Linked DNA regions of Homo sapiens: region 1 is linked to region 2. The links are chromatin loops, found by intact Hi-C in ENCODE. Cell type or tissue: PC-3. All regions are shown on one strand. Links, peaks and the distances in the headings refer to the core of each region. The heading gives the core; the rest is flanking DNA.

Evidence for each region. Peaks named below come from ENCODE experiments on the same cell type or tissue, not always from the same donor. Only the 100,000 strongest peaks of a DNase experiment are listed, where the experiment ranks them.
Region 1: a loop joins it to region 2, with 2.8 times the contacts of the local background. A loop is called at or near these places in 8 of 110 quality-filtered maps.

The regions. Positions count from the first base shown.
Region 1 is chr1:204,743,149-204,751,480 of GRCh38, reverse strand. No RefSeq gene overlaps it. Among named protein-coding and RNA genes, the nearest start is that of LRRN2, 62 kb to the right of the region's middle. RefSeq lists a silencer at 4,380-4,469. In PC-3, for the core only: a CTCF peak has its summit at 4,434; a DNase peak (open chromatin) is centred at 4,460; H3K27me3 peaks cover 673 bases.
Region 2 is chr1:204,569,370-204,577,701 of GRCh38, reverse strand. It overlaps LRRN2-AS1 (LRRN2 antisense RNA 1), which reads right to left. Exons shown (of 13, transcript XR_007066814.1): 2 at 6,956-7,042; 3 at 1-4,015. Among named protein-coding and RNA genes, the nearest start is that of LRRN2-AS1, 9.4 kb to the right of the region's middle. RefSeq lists an enhancer at 4,234-4,934. In PC-3, for the core only: no CTCF peak of the experiment used is centred there; DNase peaks (open chromatin) are centred at 4,081, 5,361, 5,871, 7,471 and 1 weaker place; H3K4me3 peaks cover 1,515 bases; H3K27ac peaks cover 4,922 bases.

The sequences.
Region 1 (8,332 bases), core at 190-8,189, 170 kb before region 2:
CTCCCATCCCACTTGGGTTGAGGTTTGCCCTCAGGGATGGTAAGTTTCCCCCCACTCAGGGGCTAGCTGCCCTGATGGCCTCTGAGGGGTCTTTCCTGGCTTTGGAGAAAGGCTTGAGGCAAGAAAGCAGAAAGAGAAACTGGCACACGCTTGAACAAGATCGTCACAGCTGCACTGAAATCAGGAGAGAACAAGGGGGACATGGCGCAGATACCAAGACCATCTGCTATGGGACCTCCATATCCTTGCCTGAAGTGGCTTTTTCAGTCTGGGACCACTGGGTAACTTTAGGGGCTGTTTCGTCACTTGGGCCATAGGCTGCTAGAGTTCCCTGCTGGGTTTTCACTGCATTCAGCTCCAACTAGGCAGATAGCAAGCCCTGACACAACTTACTTCTCTGAGGGTCTGTTTCCTGCCACCCCTTAAGACACCAATTTTTATATTTGTTCAGTTTCCTGATTGCAAACATCAGGACTGGCTTAGACTGATGTAATCTGAAAAGGGGGTTTATTGAAAAAGCACTGGGTAGCTCACAGAGTGGCTGAGATAACTAGAGTACCATGCTCAAATAACAGGCAGGAAAGGGGGCAGCCTGACCTCTGGCAAGGCAGCCCTCCACTCAGAACGTACTGAGGGTCTTTCAGATACTGGCCTGGAGCTGTTCTACTGAGATCTCAGTTGAACACATCCAGGAAGAGTAGATCAATCAAACAAACCATTGAGTAAGAGAACAGAGAGTGTTACTGGTCTGGAGACCCCAGGGAAGGAGGGTGCCTGCTGAACAGGTGGGGAGAGGAGGCACTGGAAACCGGAATTCCAGGCTGAGGTCAGCAGCAGGCCCTCTTCACTCACACCCAGGCACTCTTACCACTGCAGGAATTAGAGAGGGCTCCTCTTCCTTCTTGGACCTAAGGACATAGGCTTTTACTTCCCATCTTCTTATATACTTTTATTCTAAAAAAGGTTATTAGAATTAATAAGCTCAGTCATTCAGACTGTAAATCTACTTTGCTATGGGGAAAGAAAATCTTTAAAATGTGTACACATTAAATCCTGTGGAGTAATTTATAGGTACACAGCCTCATCATTGAATCCAGCTTGGCAACCACTTAAGTCTGATTTTTGCCATTAGCTTGGCAACCACTTAAGTCTGATTTTCGCCATTAGCTTGGCAACCACTTAAGTCTGATTTTCGCCATTAGCTTATAATGACTCCACTCTCCCTGAAGCCCCTCCTTCCCCACTAGAGGCACTTGAGTCTCATCTGCATGCACAGTCCTATCTCAATCTCAGATAATTCAGGCCTCAGTCATAGCGAGTTTAAGGAGCCCTACCTAGTCCAGGAGGTCAGTCACCCAGACCTGCTCTGACCACATGACCCAGTTCTAAGGCCTTGTTTGTGTCCAAGTTCTCACCAAACACCCCTACCTGGGCCTGAATATCTGCCTAGGAAACCTGGTAAGAACCTAGTTCCTCCAAGGCTGTGGCCCAGCCTTACTCTCATTCATCTTCCCAGGATTCTTAATCCCATCATTCATCCCAGAAATCTTGCCCAGGGCCCAGCCCGCTGTCAGTTCCCCTGCATGCTGACCACCTGCCTGTTTGGCTCTCCCTTGGTGCCTGCTACAGCACCTCACCATCTCACCCACACACAATGGTCAAGCACCGCTGGGACCCTCTCTTTTTCCCTTTGATAGGCCACCTATGCCCCCACACACATTCAGAGTACACGCCCTGGCTGGAATGTCTCCCACCATCCATAGCAGTGCCTGCCTACCCTCCCCCAGTAAGTGGGACTGGTTTCTCTATTCTGATCTCTCCTCCTTGGCCCCCTTTCACTGTTTACTGAGTTCTAGACTCCCATTTATTATAACAAAACTTGTTCTTTTCCTTGAGCCTGCCTGCTTATAATTCATGCCAGCCCTAGATAATGGTTCTTTTGTGCTGGTCTGCAGGAATGAACAATTCATTGATTTCAGGTAAAAAGCTGCTCTCTCTACAAGAGAATGGCTTCAATTGGGTTGTTTATTCACATGAAAAAATAGCCTTTCTCTTATCTGTATGCTATTACATTTTATTTATTCACTTAATTCATATTTATTGAGCAACTACTATATAAATCAGCTACTGTGTTAAGTGCTAAGAATATAGACGTAATTCAGGCATGGTTCTTACCATCAAAGAGCTTATAGTCTAGAAGAATGAAATGTCTTATATCAAAAGAAGTACAAAACATCATGCTAAGTGCTATTTTATTTGAAGCATAAGTAGAATAAGATTGATTTTTAAAATTATTTTTAGTACTAGGGGATATTTGACTAGACTGATGAGCCCAGGAAAGACTGGCACCCGGTGAGAGGAAGGCTTGAAAATGTTATAGGTCCCCACCTCCTAAGCAGCACCCAGAGGTGGGGGAAGGGAGCAGCTACCAGATGAGGGCAGGAAGGAGAGGAAAGAAGCTGAGGAGCCTCCAGAAGTGGATGGAAGTGAGACTATGAGCTAAATTTAAAAATAATTAAGCCCCAGGTATGTCAATCGTCATTGCTCAGCAAATGAACACTCTAACAGATAATTATTCTAGGTATCAGAAATGCATTTCATATGATCAGAAACCAAACCCAAGGAGAGAGTCCATGGAGTTAAGGAAAGATTAGTTGCTTCTCCAATGTCTTTAGAAGGCGTACAGGATGGAGTTAAGTTGCTGGAGCAGGTCAAGTGCTAAGAATCATCTTATGTGATGCAGACCAGAAAAATTAACAACAAACAATACGTAAAAACTAGGCTTCATTAAAAACAAAACCAAAGCAAAAAATCCATCCATTTGTTCTTTCTTTTAGAATCATTTAAACATTTTTTTAAATGAGGTAAAATTTATATAACATAAAATTAACCATTTTTCAGTGAACAATTGAGTGTCATTTAATACATTGACAACATTGTGCAACCACCATCTTCAGCCAGTTCCAGAACATTTTCATCATCCCCAAAGGGTCTCCATTAAGCAGTTACTCCACAGTTCTGGGCAACCACCAATCTTCTTTCCATCTGTATGGGTTTCACTATTCTGGATATTTCATACAAATGGAACCATGCAACATGTGACTTTTTGTCTGGCTTCTTTCACTTAGCATAATCATCCACATTGTAGTATGTATCAATACTTAATTCCTTTCTATGGCTGAATAATATTCCATTGTATATCTGTACCACAGTTTGTTTATCCATTCATTGCATCGATAAGGATTTGGCTAGGGTGAATAGTGCTACTATGAACATGTGTGTTCATGTATTTGTTTGAGTACTGTTTTAAATTCTTTTGTGTATAAGCTTAGAAGTAGGATTGTAGGATTATGTGATAATCCTATGTTTAACTTTTTGAGGAACCAGCCACTTATTCGTAACCAGGACATTGCTTTAGACCTGCCAAAAAATTGTAGAGAAAAAGGAAAATAGGACTTCTAGAAGCCCATTCATGGGAGGTGGAGGTATGTACTGCTGACTGGTTGTAAAACCCAATTCTTCATCTTCCTGAACACACAGCTAGGTTACATTTCCCAGCATCTCCTGCAGCTGGAGGTTGGGGGCATGTGTCTCCATTCCTGCCAGTAGAATATGAGCACAAGTCATGTGTGGTAATTTTAGGCTTGGCCCATGAAAACCACGTGCAGGCAATCCTCCATCCCCTCTCCTCTTCTGCAGGCTCCTTGTGGAGAAACCACACAATGAAGATGGAGAAGCCACCAGATGAAAAGAGCCTAGGGTTCAGAATTACCACTTGGAGGAGACCTGCCACCAGTTGGTACCATTGGTTTTAGGCTGTAAGTGAGTGAAAAAGCAACTGTTCTTGTCTGGAACCATGAGCGTTGATGAGAACTCCATCACAGCTGCTAGCATTACTTGACACTTACTCTAAAGGCAAAAGAGAAGGCCACACCTTGCTCAGAAAGACCTGATGTGTGGAGCTAGTGCAAGGGGTCAAAGACTGAGGAGAGGCCAGAAGGCCAAAGCAGCTTGAGACTGGAGTGATTTGAGCCCATGGTCTTTCTGGGTCACACCAAGAAAAAGATCCAGAGCCTGGCCTCTAGAAAGCTTAAACATTCTACCAGGCCAGTATCAGGGCCAGCCTGAGCTATGACTGGCTGTAGTGTCCTTAGCATAAGGAAAGAAATGAGGCCTCTGCACCTAGTAAATTGTTTCAATCAGGAAAATTGTGAGTTAAAAAAAAAAATGACTAGACTAAATAGACTTGAGCTTCCTTAGACTCAGAAATCTGTTGATGCTCCTCTTTTTTTATGCTTTGTTGCTTTCTTTGATAATTTCCCATCTGTCTTCTTAAGTTTCTTTAGAAATTTCCATCTGAAAACTCCAAATCAGGCTGAGTCTGATAGGGGATGGCAGAGTCAGGGCAAACTCAGGCCAGCTCTGCAGGGGGAGAAGAGCACCCCTAGAGGCTAGGTGAGGTAGTGCAGGGACTGGTGTTTCTCAATCTGTATCTTGTCTTTGGGACAGGCAATTTTTCCACCTGCAATACCAAGAGCTTCAGGCTTCTTAGCATCCCTGGCCCTGCCCCCTACATGGCAGTAGAGGCCCAGTTGTGACAGCCACAACTCTCCTAGGCATTTCCAAACACTCCTAGGCAGGGCCAGTACCTTAAACCCAGGTTGAGAACCAGTGAATGGAAGATGGGAAGACTAGATAAAAATAGAAAATTTAGAAATCTAAAGACCATAAGGGACTCCTGAAATGTGCCCTACCTTCCTCAAAGCAGGGCTGTTCTGTAGCACCCTCATAAAGACTGTCTCCTCTTTTTATTTTTGTTTTGTTTTGTTGGTTGGGTTTTGTTTTGTTTTTGTCTTTTGTTTTGAAAGAGGGTCTTGCTCTGTCACCCAGGCTGGAGTGCAGTGGCGTGATCATAGCTCACTGTAACCACAATCTCCTAGGCTCAAGCAATCCTTCTGCCTCAGCCTCCTGAGTAGCCGGGACCACAGGCGTGCCCCACCATGCCTGGCTATTTTTAATTTTTTGTTTGTTTGTTTGTTTTTGTTTTTGTAGAGACAGGGTCCCCCTATGTTGCTCAGGCTAGTCTCAAACTCCTGGGCTCAGGTGATTCGCCCACTTCAGCATCCCAAAGGGCTGGGATTACAGTCATGAGCCACTGCATATGGCCTCTCTCTCTCTTTCTCTTAAGTTTCTCTCTAGACCACTCCATCCTCCTTGTTGTTCACTCAGTTAACAACCAGTTACTCCCTGTCCCCAGTGTGGATCAAAATTTTCTGATTTTCAGCCAGGTGCAGTGGCTCACGCCTGTAATCCCAGCATTTTGGGAGGCTGAGGTGGGCAGATGGCTTGAGCTCAGGAGTTTGAGACCAACCTGGGCAACATAGTGAGACTTCATCTCTACAAAAAATACAAAAATTAGCCAGGCCTGATGGCACACGCCTGTAGTCCTTGCTACTTGGGAGGCTGAGGTGGGAGGATCACCTGAGTCCAGCGAGGTCGAGTCTGTAGTGAGCCGTGATTGTGTCACTGCACACCAGCCTGGGTGACAGAGTGAAACCCGTCTCAAAAACAAAAAATTGTGATTTTTATTTTCTCAAAAATGTGCTTTTTCCCCAGCCTTAGACTAAGCTTTTTAAACCCACGGCCGCAGGCCGCATGTGACCCCGGATGGCTTTGAATGCAGCCCAAGTCAAATTTGTAAACTTTCTTAAAACATAATGAGTTTTTTTTTTTGCAATTTTTTTTTAGCTAATCAGCTATTGTTAATGTTGGTGTATTTTATGTGTAGCCCAAGACAATTCTTCTTCTTCCAATGTGGCCCAGGGAAGTCAAAAGATTGGACACCTCTGCCTTAGACCTTCCTGGTGTCCTGCTGGCCTGTTATCAGCTGTTGGTCCATCACAGGATCCAATATGTGTCCACAGCCCACCTTATTTCATCTTCAGAGCAATAGTTGGGGTGGTGATCAAGGTCACCAAGGCCCTCAGGGTTAGGAGAACAGCACTGGAGAAGACTGGGGGCAAGAGGAATCCCAGAGCACTGGAGAGATAGGGACAGACAGGGTGGCTACAGGCTCCATACTGGGGTGCACTGGGACAGATGTAAGAGAGTCAGACTGGAGGCAAATGATAATGGTCTCGCTCCTCACCTGGACAACGGGTAGGAGGAGAATGCCCAGTGCTTTTTGGTGGAGCTTAGAGGTAGGGGCATCTCATGATGGTGATACCCCAGGAGATCTGGATCCCTGGGGAATAGAGGGGAGGAACTGAGCTCAAAAGTCAATGCCAGATGAAAGGAGAGGAGAGCATCTTCTTGCCTGTAATTCTTCTGAGAGTCACCTAGTTAGGATCAGATGCCTGACTATAACATGTCACTATCAGACGTGACAATGAATATGAGGAGTTACTCTGGGAAGAGACCCTTGAGAGCTGGCTAAGAGGGGAGCACAATAATTTATCTCAGGGTGGCTGAGTCAGGGTGCCCACCAACACACTGAAAACCCTCCAATGAATCACACTCACTGCATTTACTGATTAATTCAATCAGTCAATTGGTTTGACTATCTCCCCATTACCATTTTCTCTTAATTATAATATGCATCTCCCCTCTTCCTCGCACACATTTTAACATTTCTGAAATGGGGATATGTCTTAAAATAGACCTGCATGTTTATTGTAAAGTTTCTTTTTGAGGCAGCTGTTAAATCAGTGATGCATCTTATAATCAATGGTATATTAGAATGAAGAAAATAGGGTAATTACCAGAATTGATTTCCCGTTTTGATGTATTATAGATAAGATTATTTATTGGGTACCCAGAAACACCCGAGCTTCCTCACACATGCACATCTGTTTGTAGGCAGCTTCAGCAGGCCCTGCATATGCTCACATGTGTGGTCACCACCTTTGGGATTTGGATGCCATCAGACCGTCAGGGAGCCCAGAGAAATGCACAATGTGCTAAATCCCACCCTCTCTTTGTAAATGTCATGAAGAAATTGCTCTTGGCCCACTCTACTGCTGACTGTGCTGCTGATTGGTCTCAGTGAGGGGCAATGACGCTGTACCTGGCAGGAGACGAGGCCTGGCCAATGAGATTCAGGCAGGCAGATTTAATGATTGCTGCCAACATAGAAGCATCCCTGGAGCTGGGCACTCCCCATCTGGCACAGCAGCCCTGGTCCCCTCAGGGGCTCAGCCACTGCAGAACAACACAAACTGCTTACCCGTCTGCTCTCACTTCAGGACCTGGCTTGGTTATCTTCCTGTGATGGCTAATTTTACGTGTCAGCTAGACTTAGGGATACCCAGATAGCTGGCAAAACATTATTTCTGAGTGTGTCTCTGAGGGCATTTCCAGAAGAGATTAGCATTTGAATCAGTGGACTGAGTAAAAACCATTGTCCTCACCAATGTAGGCAGGCACCGTCCAATCCACTGAAGGCCCAGATGGAACAAAAAGGTAGAGAAAGAGCAAGTTTACACTTTCTTCTTGAGCTGGAACATCCATCCTCTTTTTCCCTCAGACACTGGAGCTCCAGTTCTCAGGCTTTCATACTCAGACTGAATTATATCACTGCTTTCCTGGTTCTCCAAGCTTACAGATAGCATATCTCGAGACTTCTCGAGTGAGCCAATTCCCTGAATAAATTTCCTGTGATATATCTACATATCCTACTGGTTCTACTTCTCTGGAGAACTTTGACTGATTTATTTCCCATCCTTCTTCCTAGAAGAAAGGATGGATGTGGGTGACGAAGTGATCTAGGCTTGTCTTGGGAAGGAGAGAGAGAATGATGGATGATCATGAAACCCCATCCGTTAGGCTAAAGAGGTGGAGAACGTGAGCAGGTGATCAGATGAGGCAGCAAGACCTCTGTGGGGAGATTCCATCAGAACCTTTCCATCCGAGGGGGTTCCCTGCCCCAGAGCCTGGACTTGGAAGGAGAAGTGGTACCCAGGGGATGAAGGCTCCTCTTCTCTCTTTGAGCCTCTAAGATTCGCAAGGCATGTAGGCTCGGCTATGTTTGAAAAAGAAAGTCTTTCCTGCCACCATTCTACTGTGGTTCCTCTGCCCAGGACACCACCCCAATCCAAATTTTATGACCGTGGAAATTTCTGGGACAGAGCGTTTTGCTTCTGACTGGCTCCCCTTTGACTGGTGGCTTTTGTGCTATGGAACGGGAGGGAGTGAGATGGGTGAGGAAGAAGCCTTGATGGTGATCCAGACCTGTGTGTTCTGGCTCCTTTCTTCCAGGCCAGGGAAGAGGGAAACGGACCAAGTGGAGCAAGTGCTGCAGCTGCTGGCAGAGGACCAGTCGCCCCACTGAAGG
Region 2 (8,332 bases), core at 117-8,116:
AACAACAGATATGGAGAACCTGGAACATTCTTTTAAAAGCCTTCAATAAATGTAAACCATTTTTCGCTCTAGGACCTATAAAGCTGCAGTGCTTTGCAGCCAGTGGTGGGTGCACTCTAGGCCTCATGGGTGTGTTAGACATATCACAGGGCCCTGCCCCACCCTCTGGTCTGGGAATCCTGGGATCCCAGAAAAATGATGCAGGTTAGTAAAACTCAGACCTTCTAAATTTTATAGACACATTTAAGAATCTCTCAGGGTCAAGAACTAGTTGTAATTAAATTATAAATGTCCAGAAAAGAGAGAATGACCTCATTTTAGCCTCTGACCCCATGAGGCACAAGAAGGCAGGTATAGTTACCCCAGATGAGGAAACCAGGCCCAGAGAAGGGAAGTGTTTTGGCCAAGGGCACATAGTGCACGAGGGGCAGAACCCGGACTAAGTCTGCCCTTTCCTCTCTGCATAGTTACCATCTAATAGGCTGGGTGCCCAGAGGGGCCCCTTCTTGCCTAGGGACCAGTCTGCCTTTGTAGGACTAACAAATTAGCTACAAGATTAGAAATTACAGTTTAGGGGTCATGTCGCCTATGGCTCCAAGAGTCTGAACCTCCCCAAATTGTTCCTGGGAATAACATCACTATTGTAAAACCTAAGATCAGTGCTTGAGATATTTTGCAGACCCTGCACTCGATGGATCAGCTGACACCACCAAGACCAGTAATCTGGCTTCACCAGTTCTGCCATCCCACCCAGGAACAGAAAACAGCAAGAAAACCTCACTCCGACCCCCTATGATTCCATCTCTAACCTGACCAGTCAGCACTGACCACTTCCCAAGCCCCTACCCACTGAATTATCTTTAAAAACTCTGATCCCTGAATGCTCAAATGCTTGGGGAGACTAATTTGAGTAATAATAAAACTCCGGTCTCCCGCACAGCTGGCTCTGCATGAATTACTGTTTCTTCACTGTAATTCCCCTGTCTAGGCAGCAGGGAAGGTGAACCCACTAGGCGGTTACACTGTCCTTACAGTCTCTAAGGCTCCTCCTGCCCCAACGCTCAGGGACTCCCGGGCATTCAGTCGAGGGGTGTAAGATCAAGCCAGGCCTGACATCCTGCTGACTTGCCTGTCATAGAACAAAGGTCCCAGGGTTATCTGGCCCATCCTCCTGCTCCCGGCTCTGCCCATCTCCTCTCTGCCGCCTGCTCCCAAACCAACCTGTCTGTCCACCCCAGTTAGCACTCCAGCTAGCTGGAGGGGAGGGAAGGAGAGGCTGCATTCATTGCAGCCTTGTACATATAAGCAAGTTTGTGGGCCCACAGCCTTCACCCCACCACCCCCTGCTCTGCCACTGCATCATCTCCAGTCTCTTCTCTCCTCCCTGCACCCATCCCCCAACCACAGAAGCCTAACAGATTCCAAGGGAACAGCTGGAACCTCCTTGCTGCTGGAACTTTTGCTGGTGGGAAGGGGTAGGGCATGCCCTGACCTGGGCATCTCAGGGACACACTGCTCGGGCCTCTGCCTTCTGGGTCTCCTCTTGGTTCCATTTGTCCTGTAGCCTCTCCCTGTACAGGAGGTCAGGAGGAGCAGTCACAAGTCGCCCTGTCTGATGCATTAGGACACAGAAACCCAGGAAGGTTGAATGGCTCACTCAAGTTCACACACAACAGCCCGAGGAGGAAACCACTCAGTCCAACAGGAGCTCGGCCAAGTTGCCAGCTTGCCTTGCCCTCCTCCCTGAGATGGCCAGCATCCTGTATGGATTCAGGGAGAACTCAAACATCAAAACTGGCAGAGGTGGAAGTGGAGAGTGGCAAAGGGGGAAAAAGATGAATCAAGGCACGCAATCCCACTAAAGAAAGAAGGCTTCAATGTACCCGGTGGCCCCCTGCCGGCTCCCAATGCCAGCCACAGCGCCATCCTCCTACTGAATGTTTAATTAAAAGAACAGGACTAATGGGATGGGTGTCAAACTACACACTTAATCTGCACCAGAGACAGCCCCTCTGGGAGCCACTGAAAGAGATCAAAGCTGCTTCTGTGAAGCCCTCATTCTTCAGGGACTTCAGGGGAGTCGGCAGCAGGAAAAAGATTTGGAAAAACCACCAAAAAAATAAAAATAATAATAATAAATGAGGAAAGAGAGGAGAGTTGGGAGTAGGAGGGTGTGAGGAGCGCGGGCCAAGGAAGGCAGCAGGTTCCAGGCCATGCTTAGTCCCCTAGTGTCTCTCCTCACATCCAGCCCCAGTGACAACTGGTGTCCTCAGCTCAGGCCATGGCGGTGAGCCCCTGCCTCCCTGTGCCTGACCCAATTGAAGGTCCTCCTGTGACTTCCCTCTGTCTCTCTTTCCAGTAACTTAGAACCCTCCCTGACCGCTTTCCTTCTTTTGGGTCTCCAAGCCTTGCAAATGCTGCTTCCTTGCCTGGAGCATCCTTAGCTTGGGTTTCTGTCACTTGCATTCAAAAGAGTCTAACATAAGAGAAATGGTCAGATAGGAGGGCAGAATGGATCACTGTTAATTATGAGGACTTTGGAGGCAAACTGCCCAGATTCAAATCCCTGTTCCACCCCTTGCTAGCAGTGTGACCCCAAGCAAGTCATTTAACTTCTCTGTACTTCATCTGTCAAATTCACTCATCACAATACTTAACTCACAGGGCTGCCGTTAATTAGTTAATGTCCACATGTATCTGATTAGAAGAGCACACTGTGTAACACAGCCCATTACGACTGCTCTAATTCCAGCCCACAGGGCCAGCTGGCCGGGGCCCCTTTCCACAGCAGTGGTGAGTCCAGATGGGCCACACCTGCTGCTGCTCCAGGGCTGCATCCCCTTGTGCTGTCCTCCCAAGGCTACATCTGCAAGTGGAGAGGATTTGGCTATCACTCACTGGGGGAGAGATAAGTGTGGAAGCAGGAGGGGGAATTGGGGAAGGAGGGAGGCTGCGTGTGGGACACCTTCGGAAGCCCTTGTCTTCTTCGTAGTCCCCAGGGAAAGGAACGCCTGCCTGCTCTGTAGAGGGCAGGCTGAGCTCTGAGTGTGGGCTTCCTATTCTCACAGCAGCTAGTTTCATACTTAAAAGTCTGAAGCCAGATATATTCTGCCACCAGATTAATTTTTTTCTGAAGCTCCCATTTGGTCTGTTGGAGGAATTCACATTCCTCCGGCTGTCATAACTTTGCTCTGTCTTTCAAGAGCTCACACCCCTGGCCTTGTTTTGCAAATAGAGCATTCTTTCTCTCCTGCCTGTCCTTTACCTTACAAAGCTTCCCCATACTGAACAAAAACATTTTCAACTGCTCTGTAGTGGAAGGTAGGGAGGCCGGGGTGGAAGTAAAGGGTAATTAAATAATTTCTGCTGCAGCACGAAAAGCTGAACAGCATGAAGTATTATTAATACGATGTGCTCTTCCTAATGAATTAACACAGGCAATCCCTCTCTCCTGTCTGGTGTTCAGTAAATATTTGTTGAATGAATGAATAACAGCTTATGATTCTGTCTTTCCTGCTCTGATGAATTATGAAGTCCATGTAGCCAAATCAGCATCAAACCCATTTTATATGCAGTCTGTGTTTTGAGCCCCAGGTCAAAGTGAATAAAATATGTGTGAAAATGAAGTAATAATGTCCATTGGAGACCACTGGCTTCCTGTATTTGTAGGGGATAGGGTCTACCTGGCTTGGTATTGGTGACTTGAGAGTAGCCTTCCAGCTGCTTTTCTCTGGTTCCCAGGTAAACCAGGGTCAGGCTGTCCCTTCTAGGTGGAACTCTGTTGAGACCCCACAGGCAGCTCTGGTGAATGACCAGCATGTGCAAACTCATTGCTCTCCAGCTGACCCCAAAACCATGCAGGAAGAAGGGCAATTCCTGCAGGACTGAGTCTGCCCCCGGCTGAGCCTTGCTTTGCTCATTGCAGATATTTAAGTCTCTCCATAGTGCTGTGACTCACCTGTCTGTCCTTGGTTGGAATTCCACAGGGAAATCACATGCAGAACCTGGTCACTATCTGTACACAAAGCACATGGAGAGATTCTAGGGACAATCATTTCTAAGTAAATTACCTAAGGGCAGAAGAGTCTGCCCGGGAGCTGGGGGAGAATGGAGCAGGGACAGGAGATGGGAATAAGTGACTTGTACATTAATCACAAAGCAATCAGCAGATGACAAGGGGCCTTGGAACCACCACGTCTGTCTAGCTGGACGAGGTGAAAGAAAAGGTCACCCTTGTCTGGGAACTCTCATCCATCTTCAAGACACACACTTACCTGGCTTGCATGTGCCTGAGCTTCCTGTTTTTCCCGCCCAGCAGAGATGCTGCCCTGGCCTGGTTCATTGTCCATTATTTGCCCTCTGGGCCATCCCAGCATCCACCTGGCCTGCCCCACCTGGCCCAGGCCACAGAGGAGGGCATGGCTTTGGCTAGTTGACCTTTAGGAAGTCATTTACTGGGTGTAACCCACCTCAGTTCCTGAGACCTGTAAACTCCTCTTTCTCTGCCCTGAATCTTCCCCAGTTATCAGGGCCCAAGCAGGAGAGTGGGCGTGAACTCTCAGCGCTCTTCCCCTAACTTTTTCCCTTGATCCTCCCCAGCTTCTTCCCTCTCCTGGCAACCCACCCCCTGCCCACTGTCCCCTGAACACAGAGGCTCCTGATGGATGGAGCTGTCTTCTTACTTCCGCTGGCCCTCCCTGGGCTGTACACTAGCCCTTGGATCAAAACCTGTTCCCAAGTTCAGATCAATTTCTTTCTGACATATTTTCACAAAAGTGGGTTTTGTCTCCCAGGTCATTTGAATTTGAACTGGAGCAATGTCCTTGCCCAGGTGTAACCCTTGGCAGTGGATTTTGGCAGTGGTGATGAGTTTGGAGTAGAAAAAAAGAGTCCTGATTAGAATGGCTACTCCATGGCTCAGATCACAGATAGAGCATGAGATTTGGATTTAGGCCTTGGATTTATTTTATTGATTGATTGATTGATTGATTGATTGAGACGGAGTTTCATGCTTTCGCCCAGGCTGGAGTGAAGTGGTGCAATCTTGGCTTACTGCAACCTCCACCACCCCTCCCCCGGCCCTCACCAGGTTCAAGTGATTCTCCTGCCTCAGCCTCCCGAGTAGCTGGGATTATTGGCACCTCCCACCACGCCTGGCTAATTTTTGTATTTTTTTCGTAGAGACGGGGGTTTGGCCATGTTGGCCAGGCTGGTCTCGAACTCCTGACCTCAGGTGATCCACCCACCTCAGCCTCCCAAAGTGCTAGGATTACAGGCGTGAGCTACTGGGCCCGGCCCCTGGCATTAGATTTAAATCCTGGCACAACAACTTCCTAGCTGTATAACCTTGGGTGAGTCATTTAACCTGTCCTAGTTTCTCATCAACAACAAGGATAAACATGTTCACCTCACAGATTTAGCTGAGGAGCGGATTTAATAAAGTATATATTTTTAAATCCTGGTACAAAGTTGTAACCATTCTCCTTACCATGGTAAGGCCAGCACTCCCAACATGGGGGAAGGGGTGAAGGTCAGGGAACTGAACTGCCCTCTGCAGCTGAATAGCACCTAGGCAGGTTATTTTAAAGGCCCTTGGCCCCCAATATCTGTGGCACCTGTGTACTCCACCCTCCGGATTTCCACCATTGCAGGAATTCCTCTGGGTAAGCATTATAGTCTCCCTAGGGTCTCCTTTTGAAAGGTGAAAATTCTCATGAAAGTTACTAATGCTGTAATGTGAAAAGTGTAATTAAAAGATTTTATTTATTTTTGTGAGAATACAAGGTGCCCTAGAGCCCAGAAACCAGGAGGAAGCAAGGATTGTCCCAACTATGAGAGGTGAATTCAGGCCCTGAGCCAGGCACTCTCTTATCCATGATCTCATTCTGCCTCATAACAACCTTCAGGGGAGTTATTGTTAAAGAAATGTTTAAAGGTAAAAATCAAGGCCCTTGTATAAATACAACCTCTTACAAACATGAAATTCAGACATGCCAATGATTTAACTCGTCGATTAATAAGGGAACTAGTAAGATGTTACGACCGCTCAAAAAAGAATCCAAAGAGCAGATGCATACAGAAGCCATCGGGAATGCTGACATTAATTTGCTTAACAAATATAAAACTGGTCAATATCCATAGGGCAATAATCAGTTGCATTTCCAATGGATATAATTTGCATTTCTATGGACAAAATCATTTGCATTGTTATCAGTTTTCTACAATTTTCAGAGTCATAAAATAGCTCAAAGACAATGAAAGAAAGGCAGGGGTAACCCATAGGCAAACAGACAGAATGCCCAATAACAACCTTCTTTTGCCATTTCAAAGTCTTGCACAACTTTTTCTAACATTATGACTATCCTCATTTCATCACAAAGCAGAAAGCATGGAGACAGGCACAGAAAGTAGAAATGAAAAGTGGAAATCTAGTCCAGAGGCACCCAAGTGCCAGTCCCATCTGAGGGCCGGGGAGTGTGTAACAAGGATGTCACATGGGGGATGAAATTAGAAAAATAAGAATGAGGTCAGTTTTTTGACGAAGCTAAATGATTTCCTTCAAAAGACTGTCCATTATTGGAGATTATATTCTTCCTACATTTGTGGCATTAAAATGTCTTTTCCATCTGGGCATGGTGGCTCACGCCTGTAATCCCAGCACTTTGGGAGGCCGAGGTGGGCAGATCACCTGAGGTCAGGAATTTGAGACCGGCCTGGCTAACATGGCAAAACCCTGTCTCTACTAAAAATACAAAAATTAGTGAGGTGTGGTGGCACATGCCTGTAATCCCAGCTACTCGGGAGGTTGAGGCACAAGAATCACTTGAACCCTAGAGGCAGAGGTTGCAGTGAGCCGAGATCGCACCACTGCATTCCAGTCTGGACGACAAAGTGAGACTCCATCTCAAAAAAAAAAAAAAAAAAAAAAAAAAGGACAATGCCTGAGCAACATTACCTGGGTCCCCTAGCCCAGCAGGGTTCTCCTTGTCTCAGCCAAAGATGGGAAGCTGACTTGGTTAGGCTGGGCATCCAGACACCGAGGCTGAATAGAAAAGAGATAAGAAAATTACAACTTACAGACTGACCCTGGGGATGCCAGAGGGTGGTCCAGATGGAGTAAACCCCAAAAATGACCTTCTCTGGTGTTAGCCTCCACATGCATTCTGTCTATTGTGCTGCATGGCTTGTGCTATGGTCTGAACACTGGTGTCTCCCCAAAATTCATATGTTGAAACTTAATTCCCGAGGTGATAGTATTAAGAGGTGGGGACTCTGGGAGATGATGAGATCATGAAAGCAGAGCCCTCATGAATGGGACAAGTGCCTTTATAAAAGAGGCTAGAGGAAAGCTGTTTGCCCTTCTGCCACGTGAGGACACATAGAGAGCACCACCCATAAAGAATGGGCTCTCACCAGACACCGAATCTGCCAGCACCTTGATCTTGGACTTCCCAGCCTCTAGAATTGTGAGCAATAAACAACTCATAAAGATATTTATGAGGCCAGGCACGGTGACTCATGCCTGTAATCCCAGCACTTTGGGAGGCCAAGGCAGGTGGATCACTTGAGGTCAGGAGTTTGAGAACAGACTGGCCAACATGGTGAAGCCCCATCTCTACTAAAAATACAAAAATTAGCTGAGTGTGGTGGTGCACACCTGTAATCCCAGTTACTAGGGAGGCTGAAGCACGAGAATTGCTTGAGCCCGGGAAGTGGATGTTGCAATGAGTGGAGATTGTGCTACTGTACTCCAGCATGGGCAACAGAGTGAGACCCTGTCTCAAAAAAAGAAAAGAAAAAAAGATGTTTATGAGTTACCCAGGCTAAGATATTTTTTATGGCAGTGCAAGGGGTCTAAGGCACTTGTCAGTAGGCTTTACCTACACTGTCCTCCCCGCCTATAACGAAGATCCGATCCTGAAGCTCAATAAAAACCTGGCCTAAGCTGGCATGCAGACCAAGAAAGACAGGAACAGGGCTTGGCACCATCTCCCTTCCTGAGAGTCTGCTCCAGCACCCAGGGTGCAGGGTTGTAAGCAAAGCCAGAAACGAGAGGGATTACAGACTTCACAAGCCAATGACTAACTAGTATCTGGTGAATTGAAGCAGAGATTTCCTAGCATGTGACAATATTAACATTTGCAGCCTGGGTTTTCAACTCGTCCACATCAGGGGTCTGGTTGGCAAAGCCCTGCCACCTCCCCCTCATTTGACTATCTGCTGCTAAAAGTCAGAAATGATCAAAGGCCCTGCTTTTAAAGGCATAGTGGGGCTCCACCAGACAGCGAGAAGCCCAGGCAGGCCCCACCTGGAAAGAACAGAGAACGCACAC